Regions from separate parts of the Homo sapiens genome. Here region 1 is linked to region 2. A link is a contact called in ENCODE Hi-C or POLR2A ChIA-PET data. All regions are on one chromosome and are shown on one strand. The core of a region is the stretch at or near the end of the contact, and the rest is flanking DNA. Distances in the headings are between cores, read along the strand shown. Region 1 overlaps USP36 (ubiquitin specific peptidase 36). Region 2 has its middle 15 kb from the start of DNAH17.

Evidence for each region. Hi-C counts contacts between places; a loop is a spot of excess contacts on that map. ChIA-PET counts read pairs that join two places held with the same protein, here RNA polymerase II (POLR2A). Pooled maps may share reads with other maps.
Region 1: a map of heart left ventricle shows a loop between it and region 2 (2.7-fold over the local background). The contact joins two enhancer-like sites. A Hi-C loop is called at or near these places in 2 of 168 maps with a recorded cell type or tissue (breast epithelium and heart left ventricle) and 4 of 50 pooled maps. POLR2A ChIA-PET finds 5 or more read pairs at or near these places in 1 of 52 experiments (Panc1).

The regions. Positions count from the first base shown.
Region 1 is chr17:78,803,200-78,806,205 of GRCh38, reverse strand. It overlaps USP36 (ubiquitin specific peptidase 36), which reads left to right. Exons shown (of 21, transcript NM_001385174.1): 15 at 1-50; 16 at 2,228-2,821. Among named protein-coding and RNA genes, the nearest start is that of CYTH1, 22 kb to the right of the region's middle. Within about 2 kb of position 1,250, at least 9 of the 41 ENCODE cell types and tissues checked have a DNase peak (open chromatin) inside an H3K27ac peak, as active enhancers do; they include heart left ventricle, where a contact is called at or near this core.
Region 2 is chr17:78,590,866-78,593,670 of GRCh38, reverse strand. No RefSeq gene overlaps it. Among named protein-coding and RNA genes, the nearest start is that of DNAH17, 15 kb to the right of the region's middle. Within about 2 kb of position 1,275, at least 31 of the 41 ENCODE cell types and tissues checked have a DNase peak (open chromatin) inside an H3K27ac peak, as active enhancers do; they include heart left ventricle, where a contact is called at or near this core.

The DNA of each region.
Region 1 (3,006 bases), core at 1-2,500, 210 kb before region 2:
AAAACCTCTCACCCCGTCGTTGCCTCCACTTGGCCCGTCCATAGAGCCAGGTAAGCTTTGGGCCGGGATCTTCTGGGTGCCAACTGGTTCTCCCTGTGGTTGCGTGTGCTTGGCTGGTGAGGAGTTGGACGAATCGCCAACCTCACAGGACAGACAAAGCATTGGGGCAGCCAGGAGGTACAGGGGGGCGTCACTGACCAAGATCCCCCTCTTCTGTGTTCCCCTGTGGTAAAGGAGCTTTGGGTGGTGAAGGCAGTTCGGCCTCTGCAGTCCTGATGTCTTAGTTCTGTCTTTGTTGGTGGTCTGTCTGCGACATCCTTGTGGTGATGTGGTGTGCTGGGGACTGACCTGTCCTGTATCCCTACCAGCCCCATGACAGTACTTCCCAGTCGAAGAGAAAGGCGAAGTGAGGCCTTGGCGAGAGGCTTGAGTGAGCTCGGAGTCCCGAGCGTTTTTTGTGGGACGTCTTGCCTGCTAGCGTCATGCAGGTTAAGAACTGTCTCAGGGCTCTCGGGTTCCTCTGCAGACACCTGCCAGAGATGCAGCCCCTTCCCTGTGCATGTGGGCCCTGGTCCGCAGGGGCTGCCTGCGTCTCTTAGGTGCCTCGAGTGGCAGGAAGTTGAGAGTAACTGGTAAATGGCTGTCTGGAAGCCGCTGGGAGTGGGGACGGAAGCAGTGAAAGATGGGGTGAGTCATGAGGCGGCCTGCGGGGACTGTACTGGTGGCCTCGGCGCTGGGTTCTAGTTCTAGAATCTCCAGTGCTACATGAGGGCGAGGTATGACTGTGCGTCGCCCACAGCCTCTGCCTTACTCTCCTCTCACATATACACACACAAGCACACCTCTGCCCTATACCTAGCATAAGATTTGTGTACGTGGGAGGGCCTTAAGTGTTTGGGTGTTTTTCGTTTCTTGCCTTATAAGCTTTTTTGGAAAAGATTCCAGAAGACACTTAGAGTAATCAAACATCGTGCAGCTGGCATGGCCCTTATAGTTTGTTTAGATGATGACGGGGGTCCTGTTTTCTGCAGGAACCCTGGGAGGTGGGCTTTGTGGTCCCAGCTCATTGACAAATGAGAACATGGTGGTTCAGAGTGGGAAGTTAATTTTCCTAGAGACACATAGCTGGCAAGAGGGAGCCTCACTGGGTTCGGCACTAGATCCTGTCCCGGACACGCCTTGCTCATGATTCTGCTCTACGCATCTGTGTCCCGGTTTCAGCGTCCTAATGACGGTAATGTGGAGGTGTCATTAGGCCAGCTCAACACTTGCTTTCCTTATGAGGCTCATTTCCTGCCCGGGAACACCCTGAGACTTTCGGAGGTTGGAAAATAAATCCTCACGGGATCTTTTTTTTCCTTACCATTTATTGTTTCGTGAAGGTTTCCTCCCTTAACACATTTGTATTAAAGATGTTTTTACATTAGAGCTCGCAAAAATACTTGAATTGCTTGGTGACAAGAAACTAAGGCATGGAACAATTCTTATTAACTTTGCCTTTTAAAAAAAAAAAAATTTTTTTTTTGACTTTTAAAATCACGTGTTGGCTTGCTTTTTTTTTTTTTTTTTTTTTTTTTTTTAAATCTCAGGGATCAGTTATTTTAAGTTCCAGGGTACATGTGCAGGATGTAAAGGTTTGTTACAGAGGTGCCATGGTGGTTTGCTGCACCTATCAACCCACCACCTAGGTAACTTTGTTTTTTTTTTTTTGTTTTTGTTTTTGTTTTTTTGGTTTTTTTTTTTTTTGAGACGGAGTCTTGCTTTGTCGCCCAGGCTGGAGTGCAGTGGCGCGATTCGGCTCACTGCAACCTCCACCTCCCAGGTTCAAGCGATTCTCCTGCCTCAGTCTCCTGACTAGCTGAGATTACAGGCGTGTGCCACCACGCCCGGCTAATTTTGTATTTTTAGTAGAGATGGGGTTTCACCATGTTGGCTAGGCTGGTCTCAAACTTCTGACCTCAGGTGATCCAGCCACCTTGGCTTCCCAAAGTGCTGGAATTATAGGCATGAGCCACTGTACCTGGCCAACTTTGCATTTAAATAGATGTTGAATTAATTGTTAGCTTTCTTTCAAACATACATGTAACTTAATGTGTATCTGAAAACTACAGGGTAAAAGCCTTTTCAGATTTTTAGGTGAAAGGGAGGGGAGTGAGGGTAGACAGAAGGAACAGCTCTGCTGGGTCTTTCAGAACATCCTCTCCCTGTTTCCTGGCTGTCCCCACAGGGCTGTGTCACCTGCTCCCCAATCATCCAGCCGCCTGCAACCCCCCTTCAGCCCCCACCCCACATTGCTGTCCAGTACCCCCAAGCCCCCAGGGACGTCAGAACCACGGAGCTGCTCCTCCATCTCGACGGCGCTGCCTCAGGTCAACGAGGACCTTGTGTCTCTTCCACACCAGTTGCCAGAGGCCAGTGAGCCCCCCCAGAGCCCCTCTGAGAAGAGGAAAAAGACCTTTGTGGGAGAGCCGCAGAGGCTGGGCTCAGAGACGCGCCTCCCACAGCACATCAGGGAGGCCACTGCGGCTCCCCACGGGAAGAGGAAGAGGAAGAAGAAGAAGCGCCCGGAGGACACAGCTGCCAGCGCCCTGCAGGAGGGGCAGACACAGAGACAGCCTGGGAGCCCCATGTACAGGAGGGAGGGCCAGGCACAGCTGCCCGCTGTCAGACGGCAGGAAGATGGCACACAGCCACAGGTGAATGGCCAGCAGGTGGGATGTGTTACGGACGGCCACCACGCGAGCAGCAGGAAGCGGAGGAGGAAAGGAGCAGAAGGTCTTGGTGAAGAAGGCGGCCTGCACCAGGACCCACTTCGGCACAGGTAAGGGCAGGAGCAAAGTGGCATCTGTCTACCTCTGACGAGAAACAAAGCAAAACCACAGAATCTACCCCCAAGTAGGTATGGTCTGGAAACGTAGTCTGCTTGCGTGGTTTTCTAAAATGTGGATTTGTGATCAGATGTCTCCTCTGGCTGGGTGTGGTGGCTCACACCTGTAATCCTAGCAC
Region 2 (2,805 bases), core at 26-2,525:
GTGCAGTGAGCCAAGATCGCGCCACTGTACTCCAGCCTGGGCAACAGAGCGAGACTCCGTCTCAAAAAAAAAAAAAAAAAAAAAAACAGAAACAAAAAAAACAAAGAGAAAGAGAGAGAGGGGATATAAGCAGGTATGCCTCACCTCCCTGGGAGATCGGGCTGGGAATTCAATTTTTCAGGTGACTATGTGGTCAACTTGGCCAAGAGGGGGTTCATTCAGTTGGTGGTGAGGCTCAGGATTTTATTTTTCATTTTTAATAATTATTCTATAATCTACAACCAGATATACTCTTATACCCAAGCTTTAATATAATTTTACACCTACTAAACCCCCACTACCTGTATATAAACTGTAAATTAAAACACTATTTCAAAACAGTCCGACAAACCCCCTCTAAAAGACTTCTCCCAGGCTGTGGTCGGTCTCTAGTCCTCAATAAAACTTCTAAATAAAACTAACTTTGAAATCGTAAAAAATAATTTTTTTCCTTCCTCAACATACTTTAGCACTAGCCAGGCAAGACAAGAAAGGCAGTAAGGACTGTTGCGATTCCTCGTTCCCATCTATAATTTTTTTTTTTTTTTTTTTTTTTTGAGAGAGAGTCTCCCTCTGTCACCCAGGCTGGAGTGCAGTGGTGTGATCTCAGCTCACTGCAATCTCCGCCTCCTGGGTTCAAGCGATTCTCCTGCCTCAGCCTCCCCAGTAGCTGGGATTACAGGCGCATGCACGCCCGGCTAATTTTTGTATTCTTAGTAGAGACGGGGTTTCACCATGTTGGCCAGGCTGGTCTCAAGCTCCTGACCTCAAGTGATCCACCTGCCTCGGCCTCCCAAAGTGCTGGGATTACAGGCGTGAGCCACCGCGCCCTGCCCCCATCTGTATTTTTAATAGAGATGGGGTTTCACCACGTTTGCCAGGCTGGTCTCAACTCCTCCTAGTTCCCTATTGCTTAAGAAGCCTTCAGGGAGGGAGGCCAGACTGCACGGAAACGCGCCTTGGGTAATTAATTCCCAAAGCTGGGTTGCGCCATCCACCGCGGTGCTTGACGCGGGGTCAGGAGGCGGCTTCCGGAGGCCAGCTAGTCTCTGCAGCGCGGATAATCTTCCCTCCCCACCGCAGGAGTCTGGTGCTCCTCAGAGATGAGCCCTGTCACAGTGGAATAAATGTCCTTGGGGTAGATTTCGAGACAGACAGACGTGAGTCAAACCACAGGCAGGAAATTTCATTTCCAGACTGCGCTCAAATTCTTTTTTCCTGACTCATGACATTCAAAACACATTTCATTTTACAGACCAAGCTGAGCGCCCTTCGGCCAGAGGCCCCGACCCCAGGGCCATGTGGTTCACTCCCTTCCTTCCCTTCAAGTTCAGAGTTAAACTTGAGAGCTTCCTGCAAACAGGACCAAAGGTCAACAGAAGCGCGGGGCAGGAAGGGGAGGGTGCTCTCTGAATGGGGGAAGCCCAGTGCCTTGCCGCTTTTTGACATCATTTGGACTCAGATATTTAACTTACAGCACTTGATTTTCATCATAGAGTTTTTTTTTTCCCAATATATTATAAACCAAGTCACTGAGGAAGAGATTATTCTATAATACAGTTTAGGGTTTAAAAAAATATATTCCAGGGCCGGGCACAGTGGCTCACGCCTGTAATCCCAGCACTTTGGGAGGCCAAGGCAGGTGGATTACCTGAGGTCAGGAGTTCGAGACCAGCCTGGCCAACATGGTGAAACCCCCCCCCCGTCTCTACAAAAAATACAAAATTAGCTGGGTGTGGTGGTGCACACCTGTAATTCCAGTTACTCTGGAGGCTGAGGCAGGAGAATCACCTGAACCCGGCAGGCGGAGATTGCAGTGAGCCGAGATTGTACCATTGCACTCCAGCCTGCACAAGAGTGAAACTCTGTCTCAAAAAAAATAAATAAATAAAATATATATATATATATATATATATATATATTCCAAAGAAAAGGGGTCTTTGTCCCTTTAAGGAAAGAAATTTGGTATTTCCAGATGTCTGGTAGAAGTTGAGCTACAACATGCTGGAAGCCCGGGGAGGGACCATTGACCTCCTAGAGCCCAGCCTGTCCTTGAATCCCCACCCAGCGAAGATGTGAAGTGAGCTGGGGCAAGGGGCATGATGAGCGGACGGACGGCCCGGAAAAGCCCAGGTAGGCGCCGGGCACTCCCTCTCTCCCTGCAGCAGCAGGAGGCACAGGCTGCAGGGTCACAGCCAGGGTCTCTCCTGCTAGGGAAACAGTCACCGTGAGCGAGCCCAGCCACCATGGCAGAGGTGACAGGTACTCCCGAGTTCTGAGCGCTCCTCTATCGTTCTGCTGTGCGCCTGGCTGCTCACCGGAAAGCATTTGTCTCTGAGTCCAATCCGCCCTGATTTCTCATTTGTTTGGTTGGTGATGGTTCTGCTGAAATAGACCCAGAGCAGCAAGGGTCACTTCTGAGGAGCGTGGACCCATGGAGCAAAGATTCCCCGCCCTGTGTGTACTTGGACCCAAACAGGTGCTTTGAAAGCCTCCACGCTTGGCCCCGACCCTCCAGTGCCCTTAATTCTCAAAGCGTCCCAGGTGATTCTGCCCGTGGCTAAGCAGAGAACCTCAGCCTTAAGTTACACCTGCCACTCAGGTAACCCGTGGGGCTTGTTGAAGGCAACTCAGGCCTCAGGTGTGAATGACCATAAAGCAGGGAAGGCTGGGCGTGGGGGTTCATACCTGCGCGCCGAGAACTTCGGGAGGCCGAGACAGGAGGATTGTCTGAGACCAGGAGCTTGAGACCAGCCTGGGCAACAA